Linked DNA regions of Mus musculus: region 2 is linked to region 1. A link is a loop called in an ENCODE intact Hi-C map of the cell type or tissue named here. Cell type or tissue: left cerebral cortex. All regions are shown on one strand.

Region 1 (8,000 bases):
TCCACTCCTGTGAAATAATTTGCCCAAAAACCATTGATCTTGGAATACAAGTTGCTAACTGGCTCTCCTAAAAAAAAAAAAAAAAAAATCCATGCAAATTTATAAAGTAGCATTTTTCAAAAATCACATGTGAAATAATGGGTCTTACTCGCCTTTTCAATTTACCTTCTGTTTTGAACCTTTCTCTATTAGGTATGGCCAAGTGAGACAAGGACAAAAGAGCCATTTGGTCTACCTGCCTCACCTATCTTGGACTCCTGCAACAAAATGATTTGAGGCAAAGTCTTGGTCTAATTAATTGATGAGCTATATGTATAGGTATTTTAATCCATCTCTACCTTTTAAAGATTTGTTTATGTGTATGTATGTACATCTATATGAATTCATCACACATATATGAGGGTATCCGAGGAGGACAGAAGAGGGTGTTGGATCCCTCTGGAGCTGGAGTTATAGATAGTTGTGAGTTGCTCAACCTCAGTGGTAAGAATGGAATTCGGGGCCTCTGAGGGAGTAATGAGCACTGCTGAGCCATCTCTTCAGCCCCTAACCCCTACCATTTATTAATAATATTAATAATAATGATTAGTATTTATTTTCTTTATTTACATTTCAAATGTTATCCCCTTTCCTGGTTTCCCCTCCAAAAACCCCCTATTCCCTCTCCCCTCCCCCTGCTCACCAACCCTTCCACTCCTGCTTCCTGGCCCTGGCAATCCCCTACATTGGGGCATAGAGCCTTCACAGGACCAAGGGCCTCTCCTTCCATTGATGACTGACTAGGCCATCCCATTTAGGTTTTGACAATGAAACTAAGGAGTGACTTTCAAAAGGTTTTGACAGAAGAGTCTGGCACTTCCAGAGGACCTGGTTTGATTCCTGGAACCTACATGGTGGCTCACAAACATCTGTAACTTGAGTTCTGGAGGGCTGATGCCCTCTTCTGGCCTCCATAGGAACCAGGTACACAAAAGGTAGAGAAAATACACACAGGTAAAATACCAATACAGGTAAAAATGGAATAAAAATAGTTTAAATTGCCCGGCAGTGGTGGCGCATGCCTTTAATCCCAGCACTTGGGAGTCAGAAGCAGGCAGATCTCTGAGTTCAAGGCCAGCCTGGTCTACAGAGTGAGTTCCAGGACAACCACGGCTACACAGAAAAACCCTGTCTTGGAAAAAAAAATAATAATTTAAATTTAAAAAGAAATATCATCTTTTAAAAAACTGCAGCAGACAAGAGAACCCTGGTCAATGGAACCCCAAAGTCTGTGGAGACTGATAAAATATCCAGCGGAGATGTTCCAAGAAGACTGATGTACAAACTGGCCAGACCCTTTACAAAGGCGTGTGGTAAGTTCTTGAAAAAAGTGAAATCCTGCCGGGCGGTGGTGGCGCATGCCTTTAACCCCAGAATTTAGGAGGCAGAGGCAGGCGGATTTCTGAGTTCGAGGCCAGCCTGGTCTACAGAGTGAGTTCCAGGACAGCCAGGGCTACACAGAAGAACCCTGTCTCGAAAAACAAAAACAACAAAAAACAAAAAGCAAAAAAACAAAAAAACAAAAAAAAAACCCACAACAACAGCAACAACAAAAAAAAAAGAAGCGAAATCCTGAAGGGATGATTCCTGTTTCCCAAGGTGGGTTGACATTCTGGAGTCTTTTGTCACTCCAAGGGAAAGTGCTTGGACCTGGGCGTCCACTTTATTCACTGCAATTGACAAACTCCCTGCAGGAGAAAGTCATGTGGAACTCCAGGGTTGAGGAGAGTGAAGGAGTGTGTGTGTGCTTTAGGAAAATTAATGCAATGCTTGCAAAAGAAAGATTATATCTGGGAGACATACCTAATGGGTGTAATTGCCACAGTGACTGAGTTACTTGGTCTCCCCTGGTCTCAGTCCTTGGTACACTTCTGTCCTTTGTCGCCTATATCGTTGGAAAGAATCGCTTCACTGACTGCACAATACTCTCTCCTTTAGTACATAGCTATGAAAAGTATGGTGTCACTCAAGGTCACAAGCTCAAATTGGTCGGAGTCCGCAAAGAGACGGGAGTCATTACCTCGTTTGGTTGCTTAGCAGGGTTGAGCCAGCAAATTAGCCACTTCCACGGAAGTTCTGCTGTACTGGCGTCCTACCCTAGTTAGCATCTCATCTCGCTTCTTGATCACCAGCCTCAGAGAGAAATGCCTGCCAGGACCTCGTGACCATGAATGTGCTGCCTTTGAAACAAATCAAAACAACCAAACCATTCCAATGACGATAATAATAACAACCCACCTGCAACAGTAACTGAAGAGGCAAGAATGCATCCTAGGCCTTGAAAGGTCAGCTGCTGTGGGCCCCGGGGGGTGGGGGTGGGGGGTGGGGGGGCTCACACGTGCATGCAACTATGGGCTCCAGCATTTCTGATCATTGTTGTCCCTTAACTCAACCGTTCGTTTGTCCCTCAAAGGGGAGTGTCAGGTTGCTTTAAAACGCCAGCATTGGCTGTTTCCAACCTCCTGGAAAGGGCGATGAATCAAATTACTGACAGCCATTCTTTTTCCTGCGAGCTTGGCTTTGGCTAAAGAGGAAAAGTCTTAAGACTGGGGTAGAATAATAAAGAACATAAGGCCATGGTCATAACCTTGTGTGCTCCACTTTGGGGACTGCTATCCCCACCCCCTGAGTCCCAGCTTAAAAAGACAAGGGCCAATAGTAATGAAGAAAGTGAGGGCACTGTTTGAAACATAACCTACAATTTTCTTTTAATTGAGATAGGGTCTCACTATAACCCTGGATGGCCTGGAACTCGCTTTGTAGATCAGGCTGAACTTCAGCTCACAGAGATCCCCCTGCCTCTGCCTCCTGAACACTGATATTAAATGTGTATGACACCACACATGGCCTCCTTTCTTGATTAAACAACTTAGAACGTGTTACTGAGGGCTGGAGAGATGGCTCAGCGGTTAAGAGCACTGACTGCCTTCTGAAGATCCTGAGTTCAAATCCCAGCAATCACATGGTGGCTCACAACTATCCGCAATGAGATCTGATGCCTTCTTCTGGTGTGTCTGAAGACAATAAATCTTTAAATAATAATAATAGTAATAATAATAATAATAATAATAATAATAAAGAATTGTTACTGAGCCAACCAATTTGTAGAGCAAATTAAAAACAAATCAAATTCCCAGTTAGACATGCTCAAAGCCTGGCACAATAATATTTACACCTTTATTCCCAGCACTTGGAAAGCAGAGGCAGGTGAGTTCAAGACTAGCCTGGTCTACATAGACAGTATGTAATGCCAGTCTCCACACATGGACAGTTCCAGCTCCCCCGACCACATTCTGCGCTGTCTAACACACACCACCAACAACACCAACACCAACAAAAACCCATTACCTCCATCACCAATACTACCATCACCACCACCACCACCACGAACAACAACAATAACAACAAAAGCCTGATAATTTATCTTTCTTGTCTCTTCAGAGTCTTTCTTGGGCCCTATCTCCTAGTAAGGAAGCCCAGGCAGATCATAAAAAGTCACATGGAGAAGAATCAGGGGCCCTTCCCCTGACTGAGCTCTTAGTCGGCAGCTAATTGCACTTCTCTGGCCGTATGAGTGACTCATCGTGAAGCAGGTCTTGGTGCTCCAGTGCAGCTGCCGAAGATGGTCTCTCGGGAACAGTTACGGATCTCCCACGTACCAGATCCCTGTTCAAACTTCCCAACTCGTGTGAGGTGGCACATTTGCAGACCCAGTAGTGAGGAAGCTGAGGCAGGAGAAGAAAGAATTCAAGGCCAACCTAACCGACAGTGAGAGCTCCAGACCACCCAGGGAGATGTAGTGGGAGCACCTGTCTCAAACAAATACAAAGTAACAAACAACAACAACAAAAATCTTTCTTGTTTTAAGGTGTTTGTTATTTTGTTACAGTGACTAATGCCTAAACACAATCTTCCCTCCTGCAACCTCTCTCTGCATCCTTTTTTTTTTTTTTACCTCGGGGGCCTATTCAATACTCAAGATACTTGGCCAAGGTTGCCCTCAGTTAATGTGTAAATGTAGATAGAAATGTAGAACTCTGGTTCTGCTTAGAATTTAGGCTCAAGCCATGTTGTGGGTGGGGCCTCTGAAGCTGCTTTTTACAGCTACTGCAATGCTTGGTGGGAAATGTAGCTCACAGTAACCCCCCAAAAGAGTTCCGGGTTGTTCGAGGGATATGAGCGTCACAAGAACCAAGGACAGAACTCTACCATCAGATCCAGTGTGAGAGAGAAGCCACTGTAGAAAGTGGGCAAAAGCAATCTCCGGGGTTGACCACTGGGCGGTGGGGTTCAGAGATGCTGCAGTGACAGACACCAAAGCAGTGAATCGGAGTAGACAAAAGGAAAACTGGGAGTGCCACAGTTTGTTGGGAAGGGAAGGAAGACAGACCATGAGTAGTCGAAGGAGGAGGTGAGGTTAGGGAAGGAACTTGTAGATTAGTTTGGTCTTAAAGATGAGACATTGCCAAACCAGTGTTGTTCAAATGATCCCTGAGGAGGCAGTGGAGTGCACTCGGGATGCAGGGAGATGATGGGGTGTGAGAACTACACAGGAGGAAGAAACGAAAACGGAAAGGAGAGAGAAGGAGTAAATTGAAAACTATGCCACTAGCTTTTACAGGGAGGACAGCAAACTGGATGGCACATAGGCAGACCACTTGAATGAAGATGCATTCTGTCCATTCTTAATTCAAACGGTCTTCTATACTCCGATAAAAAGCGTTTTCCAAATAAAATCATCTCTTTTTCTAAGCACACTTTGTCCTTATTTATATGACAGAATAAAAAAAATTAAACAAAACATGGGCCATCCATATGAAAAGTGGAGTCTAGCGGGATCTGACTATCCAGGTATGCTTGTGCCTGCACAACCAAGGCGCCCTGGAAGAAAATGGAAAGCAACAGCCTTCCAGGCAATCCCGGTTCCTCCAGCGCCACCCAGTGGCCACAGTGGAGAATGTCAGGAGCGCGCCGCAGACCTGGAGAACGGAGCTCAAAGCCTATAAAACAAGCCTTTGTGTTGAGAAGGTGCTTTTCCTGCCAAATCAAGTCACCGTGTGTTACAAATCCTGGAAGAGCAATCCGGAGGAACAAAGCCCTGATTTTTTTTAAAGCGAGTGTGGAAACCAAACCCTACTTCCTTCCTGAAGGATTAGGGCGTATTGAGGTTGATGGAGTTGGTCATCTTGTTTCAAGGATGACCTGCTGGCATCGCTACCTGGGCCCGGAGAGAGGGAAAATATTTAAGCTCTCCGGGGAGTTTATCAAAGGTTTTTCTGTTCGGGTTACTAAACGGTTACAAAGGGCTCTCTATGGCTGTTTTGCTCTATGCCCCACCACCACCACCACCGTTCTTGCTTAAAGTTTGTTAATAACACTGAACCTGACTCTCTTGCCTGCATAGCTAAGGGCAAATGGGCTTGTGAGCCAGAATGAATGGCACCTTAGATGTCCTTGTGTGCCTCCCTGCGGCAAAACGGCTTCTCAGTACCCTAGGAGGCAGGGGGGAGGGGTTGCAAGGAAACACACTAAATTGTGCTCTATTGCCCACAGGACACATGGTGAAGCACAAATATTTTAGACCTATGGGTCTTAGCTACTTTTCTACTGCTGTGATAAAATACCATGTCCAAGGCAACTTATAAGAAAGGCTTTTTAGTTAGGCTCATGAGTCCAGAGACTTAGAGCCCATGATGGCGGAATAAAGACATAGAGGCGGGAACAGTGGAGAGAGTTCACATCTCCAAGCGACAAGCAGGAGGCAGGGGGAACACTGGGAAAGACAAGAGTCTTTTAAACCTTAAAGCTCACCCCCTGCACCACGCTAAACTTCCTGCAACAAAGCCACACCTCCTAATCTTTCCCAAACAGCCACCAGTTGGAGATCAAGTATTCACACATAGGAACCTACAGAGGCCATTCGTATTCAAATCTCAACAGTGTGCGTGAGTGTTTGGCCCGCACGTATGTATATGTACCATGTACATGTCTGATGCCAAGAGAGGCAATGGATACCCTGTAGCTAAAGCCACCATGTGGTGCTATGCAAGAACAACAGGTGCTCTTAAAACACTGAGCCATCTCTCTAGTCCCAGATGATCGTGTTTCTAATGAGATACTATATATTTGGTGGTGATGAATTTTACCTTACGATACAGAGTGTTTTTTAAAATGCCATACTGTGAATTGTATATTAAATCAACATGCCTGTGTGGTAAGAAACTGAAGCCATTCTGTTTGAGGGTCTCCTGCCTGACTCGGGGGGGTTGCGGTTCTATTTATCTAAGAGCCAACACGGAGCCTTTAACCCGAGCCCATCAGTTGCTGCCCAGATCCATGCCTGCTCCAGACAGTCTGATCCCTAAGGACAGTCTGTTCCCCTGAGTGTGAGACCCTGTCTCATGGGGAGACCCTTGCAGCCTTTCTCCACCCCTAGGGGGCTTGGTGGCCTCAGTGGGACAGCACTTTACTATATGACTTCTCTATGCCTCTACTCTGTCGCCCGGGAGGAGCTCGGTGAGTCTGGTGGTACAGAGACCTCACACGGTGAAGGTTCTTTCTTGCACCCCTAGGAAAGCTCTCCCACGACCCTCAACATCATCCAAGACAGATGAACTGCTGGAATGATAACGGGTTCTCGCATACCTATTTCCTAAGAAGGAAATATTCTCCCCTAGAGAAAAGGGAGAGGGGCTCAAAAAACACACAAGGAAGTAACAAGACCCAGGAGCTTCCACCCTAAGGGTTACACAAACAGCACACAATTGGGGCAGGGGAAGCTCTGCTGGAATTGCCTACCAGGAACACAGAGGACTCCTAGAATGTGACTCTCATAAGTCGTCCTATGCCTATGCTAGGCTAGGGTAAGAATTTTAGGGATGTAGCTACCTGAGTCACTGAGAATCCCAATAAATGCATTGGCTCACTACACTAGACTCGGATGGAGCCATTTCATTGGAATGTCATCTGTGCCATATCTGGACTCAATAGATGGTATTAACGTCTCTCCACAGGGAGGAAGGGGCAGCAACAGGACACTCACATGATGTCCCCCAGAAGGTCTGGTGAAACTGGAACACATGTACAAAGGAAGCAGCATACGCGGCCATCAGTATCTTCATGCCTGTGGATGGGTTGGAAGACACATAAAACTTTTCCAATAGCAATGTGCCATGACTTTGGGTGTGGCCCACGGGAGGTGTTTCTTTATGCATCCCCGGTCTAGTCAGTGAGGACAGCTTTCGGCCTCAAACCACGGAAGGATTTCAGTTGTGCTTGACGGGTGTCTAATCTCTGTCAAAGACATCCTCTGGAATCACTCCTCAGCTCTTAACATGTCTGTCTTCTGCACTCACCTTCCTCGGGACCCTCTTACCTCCCCCTCATGCCCTCTTGTTCTCCTCCTCTTCTGTCTACCTGCTCTCCTCACTGGCTTCTCTCCCCACCCCCTTGCTCCCCCTCTATGTTGCTCCTCTGAAAAGAGTGGGTGCCTTAGGAGAAAACTGGTGTTTGATGAAGGCAAGCCCTCAGTCCTTACACAGCCTTCTGAGCCAAGTGCTGCCATTTTCCTATAAGAAAACAGAGGCTGGGCAATGTGTCCAGTTTTGGGTACAAGTTCACACAGCTAAGAGGATACAGAACCAGACACCTACCGTGATGCCAGGATGACTTTAAAGTCCAAGCCTACCCCCTTTAAAGTTTCTACCCTACCCCTGCTGCCTCCCACAAAGGGACTTTTCCTCTGCTGGGGCTGGGTGGAAGCAAAGAGGAACTCAGCTGCCTCTGAAGAGTATCCAGGCCATGAGGAAAATGCTGGCTGAAGAAAGCTGGTAGCTGCTAAGGGTAAGTGTGAAGCAGTGAGGGCTGTGACTTCTGGAAATTCCACAAACTCCAAGGGTTGAGGCAGCCTGAAATCCAAAGGCAGCACCCTTCCCAGAGCGGGGACATCCAGGGCAGTTGAG
Region 2 (8,000 bases), 78 kb before region 1:
GACCCAAATGATTTTTAAAAAAAGTTTTTTTTTTACTAACTTGATCACAAAACCATATGGATGAATAAAAAATTTAATATTATTAAAAATATTTTTAAACTTAGAATTTATTCTGCATAGGGTAAAAAGAGTTTAATCTTTAGCTCTCAAGTTTGGATTATCAGTATATTACATTTTTGTCTATCAGACTCAAGTGTTACAGGTACAAGGAGGATATTAACTTGCCAAATAACAAAGTTTAGCTGAGTCTCTGTAGCATACAAATTACATACATTTAAAATCTTTTTGCTATGTATTTATATTGTATTAAATATGAGAAGCTCAGGACTCAAACATTTAATCAGGTTACATTCTGGAAATGTTTCTGTTTTCATTTGTCCTGTTTGTAATGGTGTGTAAATACATCGCCCATATTAACTCCTGTTGCTGCACTTGCCCCGTGTCTGTGGATGAAAAAATTCAGTGATTTTTTTTTAAACAATACATATTTCCTAATACTGCATTTTAATGTTGCTTATTCAGTTAATTTCCCTGATTGGCACAAATACAAGAATCTACTTGAACCATGTATCGAGCAATTCCACAAAGAATTCCTCAAGCCAGAAATTTGTTGTGAATAATTCTTGTTAAGACTGTATCCCTAAATGAGATAGGATGTTTTCATTGCTCAAGGAAAACAAGGACTGGCGGTACGTGGTCCCCTGCTAAACCACCGGAGCTGACAGTGTCTCCTTCAAGAGGAGACAGCCAGCCCAGGAGGCACTGCCCACAGACACCAGTCCTGCCCCTGCCACCGAGCCAAGGCAGGCTGGACATTCCACTGTGTGACACGGTACAGACACAGAAGGGCTTTTATGTGACAGAATTCTTCCCCTGAGATTGCCCTGCTCAGCCCCAGGCATGGATGAGTGTGTCTGATGTAGAAAGGATTCTTTTTGAAAGAGAGGTGCCCCTCTCTCACTGATGAGTCTGTAAGGAATTTTCTTTTTAACTCTCATCAGTTGTTACAGTTGTCTCACTATCCACTGAGACCTTAGCTTCCTAAGTCATCTTAGACACCGAAAAGCATGTGATCTGTTTCCCAAATGATTGCTCTCAATACAGAAGTGCTCAGATGACGTTTTATTTACAGGTGCCCTGTGTGTGCACAGTCGCAGCCTAGTTTATGCACAGTAAAGACAGATTCCATCAATAGGTCCTCACCCACTTGGCCTCCATATAGAAAGCAAAAGTGCTTTACTCAGTGGTAGAAAGAACTTGTGTCTGAGGCGGATAACAGCCACAGGAGGGAAGTATGCATTTCAGAAAGTCAGAAGCAGGCAGTAGGGGTGATTAAAGTGGGAGCCTACCAAGTCCGACTGAGTGAGATTAGAGACGCCAATGAGCCCGGGCTTAGATTTCTGGATTGGCTTGCTTCAGCTCCAGATGCTGCTGGTGGTCTCGAGGTCCCGCCACTGCATAGTGACTCGAGGCTGCAGGAGCCGGGCTCCAGCAGGCTGCACAGTGAAGCACACACCCTCCTAGCACCAGGCAGAAGCCAGCAAACCAGCCCAGGAACAGGGCCTCCCCAAACTCCCACCTGGGCACAATCTCAGGCATGGTCTCATCCCAGAACTCCCGCACCGTCTTGTGGGCCACCCAGGAGACAGGAACTAGCACCATGACTCCCGAGGTCCAGAGCAGGGTCCCTCCCAGGGTGAGCAGCCGCTTCTTCAGACCCTCCTGTGTCTCTCCAAGCCTCAAGCAGTCCAGGCCACAGCCAGAGGCCAGCAAGCCCAGCAGCCCCAGCCCGTTGCACAGGGACATCAAGACCCTGGAGACCTGCAGTTCAGCTGGCAAGGCCAGGAAGGAGTCAAAGTCCTTGCATTGCCTCCCGACTTCCTCCTGGATGACGCAGGATTTCCAGAGCCCCATGGTCCAGTTCTCCATCTCGTTCAGCTCCAAGTTAAGGTTCTTCCAGTGCGGCAAGTAGTTTGTAAGGCAGGATAAAACCCATCCCAGCAGGGAGAGCAGAAGTGCAGCCGCCTGCGTTGCCGTTCGGAAGACTAAGCCCATTAGAACGTTCTGGGAGGCTGAGCCAGCCCGACTCCTGCCCCACGCTTAGCTGTAAGAAAGTGTGACACTTCTCTCTTGAGGAGCTCAGACATAGTTTTGCATTGTGTGTATAGGAGGACGTTTGCCAGATCTATTGTTTGAGTCCATATTGAAAGGTTTCAGAAGCGGACAGGGAAACACTGCTAAGAGCCAGCCATGCTAAGGAGTGGCCCCGGGGCCTTGTTTGTGCCCTGTGGGCTCAGTTTTGTGCAGAGCACTTTATCAGTGAGCCTCTTGGGTCAGGCAGCGCTAATCCTTTCTTTGTGAAGGTTACCTGCCTTTCACGTTCCCAGCGTTCCTAACAAGTCAGAGAATTAAGTCTGAATGTAAAAAAAAAAAAAATGTTTAATTGAAGGTCTGGGTTCAACTCCTCCCGCGTTGTGCTGTGCTAATTACACCTGTCAGATATTCATCAGCTAAATAGCTCTCACATTTCAGTATGTGTGTGTTATGATAATACTGGGCGTTACCGCGGTTGGGGAAAAGGTTCAGAGAGAAGTATTTCTTAACCAAATAAATCAATCTTAACAGAAATCCCTCTAGACTTGAAATCAGGCCTGTTTGGAAAGTCTCTGGCTGCATTTTCTATGGAGCACGTGAAACACGCTCCCCTCTCCCCACGCCTGTGTTAAGCTCACTCACGTGCTTAAGCCAGAAGCGCTTGTCCTGATTTGTGTATGGGGGGGGGGCAGTTTTTGCCTTTTGCATCTTTACTGAAATATGCTTTCTAGACTGCTCACCACTCCAAGAGACAGCCTCACATCTGTCCTTTTTAACTGGACACAGACGCTTTCATTCTGACACACACACAGACAGAATCTAGATAGCAAAAAAAAATTTTTAAATGCTTTTTGTGGTTTTTTTTTTCTTTTTAAATTTGAAGCTTTTGAGGAAAGAAATGAGAACAGAGATTAGCTACTTAGTAGAGGACCCTGGTGTTCTGGTGGTCCATCTGGAATCACCCAGAACACCAAGAATCATCCAGGATCATCCAGCCTCCAAAAGCCTCCTCCAGTTCACCAGGTTCCTGGAAATAGCTCAACACGAATGCTTTTGTTTAAAGAGCAGGCCCACAATGGAGATGACATTTGGGGACTGGCTTAGCCTGGGACTCTAACAATACTTAAGAGTGCAGATTATCGCCCGGCAGTAGTGGCACGTGCCTCTTTAATCCCAGCACTTGGGAGGCAGAGACAGGCAGATTTCTGAGTTCAAGACTAGCCTGGTCTACAGAGTGAGTTCCAGGACAGCCAGGGCTACACAGAGAAGCCCTGCCTTGGAGAGAAAAAGAAAAAGAGTGCAGGTTGTCATTATTTTCTTTAGGAAGTGGAAAGTAATTACCCTTTCCAGCCATAGACAGCAACACAGCTTTCCCACAAAGTGAACGTATCACAGCACTAGACAAATTGGACAATCCCCAGCATACACAGGCTTAAATAATCAAATCAATGGCAAGTCTTTTTTTTCCACACATAGCTATGCAATGTGTGTCATAATAAATTCATTATAGACTTCCTTTCGTTCAGATTTGAAAAAGTGAACCTCTAGTACAGAAAAAAGAAAATGTTAAAAACAGCTATTGAATGAAGAAAATGTGAGCAGTACGATTTAGTTACATAAGGACACAACAGAGACCTTTTTTGTAATCAGCTGATTAAGGACACGACTCGGCCCTGCTGGTGGCTTACACTTTAGGCTGTACAGTTCCATTTTCTAGGTATGAACCATGATCTCGAGGTCCCGCCCCTGCATAGTGACTCGAGGCTGCAGGAGCTGGGCTCGAGCAGGCTGCACAGTGAAGCACACACCCTCCTAGCACCAGGCAGAAGCCAGCAAACCAGCCCAGGAACAGGGCCTCCCCAAACTCCCACCTGGGCACAATCTCAGGCATGGTCTCATCCCAGAACTCCCGCACCGTCTTGTGGGCCACCCAGGAGACAGGAACTAGCACCATGACTCCCGAGGTCCAGAGCAGGGTCCCTCCCAGGGTGAGCAGCCGCTTCTTCAGACCCTCCTGTGTCTCTCCAAGCCTCAAGCAGTCCAGGCCACAGCCAGAGGCCAGCAAGCCCAGCAGCCCCAGCCCGTTGCACAGGGACATCAAGACCCTGGAGACCTGCAGTTCAGCTGGCAAGGCCAGGAAGGAGTCAAAGTCCTTGCATTGCCTCCCGACTTCCTCCTGGATGACGCAGGATTTCCAGAGCCCCATGGTCCAGTTCTCCATCTCGTTCAGCTCCAAGTTAAGGTTCTTCCAGTGTGGTAGATATGTGGTAATAATGGCTAGAACCCATCCCAGCAATGACAGAGAAAGCCCTACTGATTGCATGGCCGTTCTGAAGATGAAAGCCATCGGGATAGAGACTACAACTTAGCCACTCTATAGGATCTGCCGTCCCTTGTGGTTGACAGTGGCGTAATGATCTTGAGCCTGTGCTGCCCAGGGTATAAGCTTTGGTCATTAACTCTCTGGCACTCTAAAATACGTTTTTGTTCCTCTTGAATATAGTGTTTCATGTAAAGGGTGAAGGACTCTGTTAAAAAACTATGAGTTAGGCTCTCTGATAAGGATTTGATCTGTTACCTTCCAATTTGCTTGGTAAAATTATATCCCCAGTGCTTGACGAGTATAAGTCTGAAGATGAACAAAGAGGTCTCTATGACCCCTCACCCTAACGTACAACAGAAATCTTTGTGCTTCAATATGGATTAATTAGATTTTAAGTGGTGATAAAAGGCCAGCTCTTTCTACAACAGGACCTCATTGTAATAGCCGCATCTGAGATTTCAGGGATGCGAAACAAGGCCTTGTAAAGAAAGGTAGACTGTTTCCCTATAATCTCTGTTCTCCTCAGACATCCTTAACCTACACACGAGCTCACCCTGTGTTCCTGAGTGTCATGGGGACTCCCTCGGGACTTGGCAGTTCACTGCACTAATTAAAATGTAAGGACCCCGGTTGGTACTCAGAGAAACTGCGTGAGGAAAGGGGCATTGTGGGAAAATCCAACAGTATTTAGTCCCCCCTCATTACAGACACCGGGTAAAGGCTGATGTGTCTCTGGGAGCTGCTCACTGCCCAGAGCAGAGCTTTCTACACCACTTCATCTGAAAAGGCAGAGGAGCTGCGGGCATGAAGGCGCCTTTCAGGTTCAAGACGAAAGTCTGGTATGAGAGTAACAGCCACGCTGGGGCTGACCTTTGAGGCTTCATCTTGTTGTTTTGGCTCAGGCCACACCTTGAGAACATACCTCAGGCGAGCATGACCCCTCAAAGAACACTGGGCCTCCCTCCCAGGCCAGGACAAAAGGCCACATGCTCTGGATTCCCAGAGCACGTTCCATCTCTGGTGGGGCCCAGCCCCCGTCTCTGAACATCCACACCTACAGAGCATGCGGGATCCTACAGGGGAGCGCCTTCCCTGGATGAGTGCAGCCCACTGGAGACCCACCATGCTTCATGGTACACAAGACAGGGACAGTTCAGGACCAGAGAAGATCATTCAAGACACTGGTACAAGCTCTAAAGCCCAGTGTGTCCACGGAGAGCCTTAGAGTCGTTTTAGGGGCGGTGTTCGGTTTTGTTTTGTTTTGTTTTGTTTTTGCCTTCAGCTTATATTTTCAAGGTTGTCAGACTAAAGCCATAGCTGTAACTCAATGGTAGAGCCTTTGACTAATGGGCAAAAGGCCCTGGGTTCTATCCCCAGCACTTCAAAATAAGGTTTGCCAACACATGGATGCTTTTTCCTTCCTCAGTGCTAGGCTCGTCCCTACCCAAGCCTACACTAGGCGAGCACTCCACTCTTCTGCTCTTCTGAAACTAGTTTCCTTCCATCAGAATCCCATAGGCTAGACTGGTGTCTTCAGCGGAGTGAACCAACACAGACACACATGGTCCAGAAAGGGTTGGCACTGGGCCTGGGGCCTGTCACCATGAGACAGAGAAGATGGGGCTCAAGCTTTCTTTACAGAGGCTGGCAGGGCAATGAAGGGCCAAACAGCAGCAACCATTAACGAGGAAAACACTGACATCACATTGAAACAGTCTTCTTTAAGCTGGGGGTGCAAGCCTTTATTCCCAGCACTCGGGAGGCAGAGACGGGCAGATGGCTGAGTTTGAACCAGCCTGATCTATAGGGCTAGTCTCAGACATGTGACCAAGAGCAGTGGTGTAGACTCAGCCTCTGCCCTGCGGGGTCCTTGTTGGAGTGTGAAAGAGCGTGGGCAAACAACTAAATCAGAGGGCTGGAGATAATTGAGCTGAGAGGCAGGCCGGATGGCCCAGTGGGTAAAGGCACCCGCTGCCAAGTCTGATGACCTGAGTTCAATCCCCAGGTCCCACACAGTAGAAGGAGAGAAACAACTGTAGAAGTTATGCCCTGACCTCCACAAATATGCAGCCATACCACACCCATGTAAACAGAAAGTTTTTAATTTCTTTATATTTATTTTTCTCTTATTTTTATACATATGAGTGTTTTGCCTGCATGTATGTCTGTGTACTATGTGTATGAGGACAGAAGAGGATGTTGGATCCCTTGGAACTGGAGCTATTGGTAGTTGTGGGCCACCATGAGGGTGCTGGGAATCGAACCTGGGTCCTCTAGAAGAGCAACTACTGAACCATTTCTCCAGGCAGAGAGAGAGAGAGAGAGAGAGAGAGAGAGAGAGAGATGGGAGGGGGAGAGGGAGAGGGAGGAAAGGGAGGGGGAGGGGGAAAGGGAGGAGGGGGAGGGAGAGGGGGAGGGGGAAAGGGAGGGGGGGAGAGGGAGAGAGCTGGGGCTTAAGGGCCTTGGGAAAAAGACCCTTAAAGACCACAAAGCAGAAAGTTGTACCCCATGAAGGAGTCAGCAAGTGGAAGGGAATCCCAGATACAGAACCAGGAGGGCTCCCACCTCTAGAGCATGGAGGAAGGGCAAAGTCAGCCAGAGGGCGAACATTTCCACCCAATGACTATTCTATACGTGTTCATTCTTTCTCAATAGGAGAGACAAAGACATAGGCACACAGACGGAGAAACAGAACTCACAAGGTCAGCATGCCCTGGAGAAGAACCATGAACAACCGTTCCAATTGAGCGGGACCTGTCACCTGCCAGGAGAAAACACTTGGTCCAGGGTAAGAATAGATAAACACTCTGTTACAAACCATCCCGGCACATCGCTGCTTAAGACAACCAATCATCTCTGAGTACTCTGTGATTTGCTATTTGAGTGACACTTGAAGACACAATTCCATTCTGCTCAGAGCTGTGTCAGCTCGGCTGAGGGAGGGCTAAGGACCCATTCCCAGAGCAGCGTACTCTCCTGCAGCCATTGTTAGAAAATAAATCTATCACCAAAAGTGAATCCCAGGAAACTGTTTGCAAGCTGTTGGCCAGATCTGCATTCTGGAGACACATGCGTAGGGAAGATGGCCTCTCTTTGGTTTTCTGTCTTTAAAGCTCACGACTGGGTTTGTGGTAATCAAACTGACTGGCTGTGCAGACCTTGGCAGGTTTACCACGCACTCCAGCCTGTGACAGCCTGTGCCAGCTCCCTGTAGACACCTACCTGGCCTGCCCCTCCTGGTTCACTCTTCAACCCAAGAGCCTCAGGTTCCTACCTGTGAGCTTGCTAGAGATTCGGGAGTGCTTGCTGCATTTCAGATGAGAACAGCCCCAAATATTTAAACATTCAAAGGGAAACAGTGGTAGTCACAGGCAAGGGAGGCAAAGGTGCTGAAAGAGGCTGTGGGTGGTGATACACATCCTTAATCCCAAGGCTTGTGGAGCAGATGTGGGCTAATCTCGGTGAGTTCAAGGTCAGCCAAGGTTGCATAGTATCTCAGAAGTTGGAAGACTGTGTTGCTTGTGGCTGATAGAGGTAGGTGTGTTCAAGTTATTTTACTATAAGGAAAAATAAATAAAGATCA

The links. A loop is a pair of places that touch in the nucleus more often than their neighbours do. Peaks named below come from ENCODE experiments on the same cell type or tissue, not always from the same donor. Only the 100,000 strongest peaks of a DNase experiment are listed, where the experiment ranks them.
Region 2: a loop joins it to region 1, with 5 times the contacts of the local background. A loop is called at or near these places in 10 of 42 quality-filtered maps.

The regions. Positions count from the first base shown.
Region 1 is chr8:47,740,598-47,748,597 of GRCm38, reverse strand. Gm31786 (predicted gene, 31786) reads left to right here. Exons shown (of 4, transcript NR_166572.1): 3 at 193-318; 4 at 3,481-3,891. Among named protein-coding and RNA genes, the nearest start is that of Gm31786, 5.6 kb to the left of the region's middle. In left cerebral cortex, a CTCF peak has its summit at 4,979 (motif pointing left); DNase peaks (open chromatin) are centred at 2,150, 2,499, 3,662 and 4,979.
Region 2 is chr8:47,818,584-47,826,583 of GRCm38, reverse strand. It overlaps Cldn24 (claudin 24), which reads right to left and starts at 4,441. Exons shown (of 1, transcript NM_001111318.1): 1 at 3,779-4,441. The coding sequence starts at 4,441. The coding sequence ends at 3,779. It overlaps Cldn22 (claudin 22), which reads right to left and starts at 2,102. Exons shown (of 1, transcript NM_029383.1): 1 at 1,109-2,102. The coding sequence starts at 2,055. The coding sequence ends at 1,393. It overlaps Wwc2 (WW, C2 and coiled-coil domain containing 2), which reads left to right. Exons shown (of 23, transcript NM_133791.5): 23 at 1-502. In left cerebral cortex, no CTCF peak of the experiment used is centred here; DNase peaks (open chromatin) are centred at 2,132, 2,623 and 3,755; H3K27ac peaks cover 1,091 bases.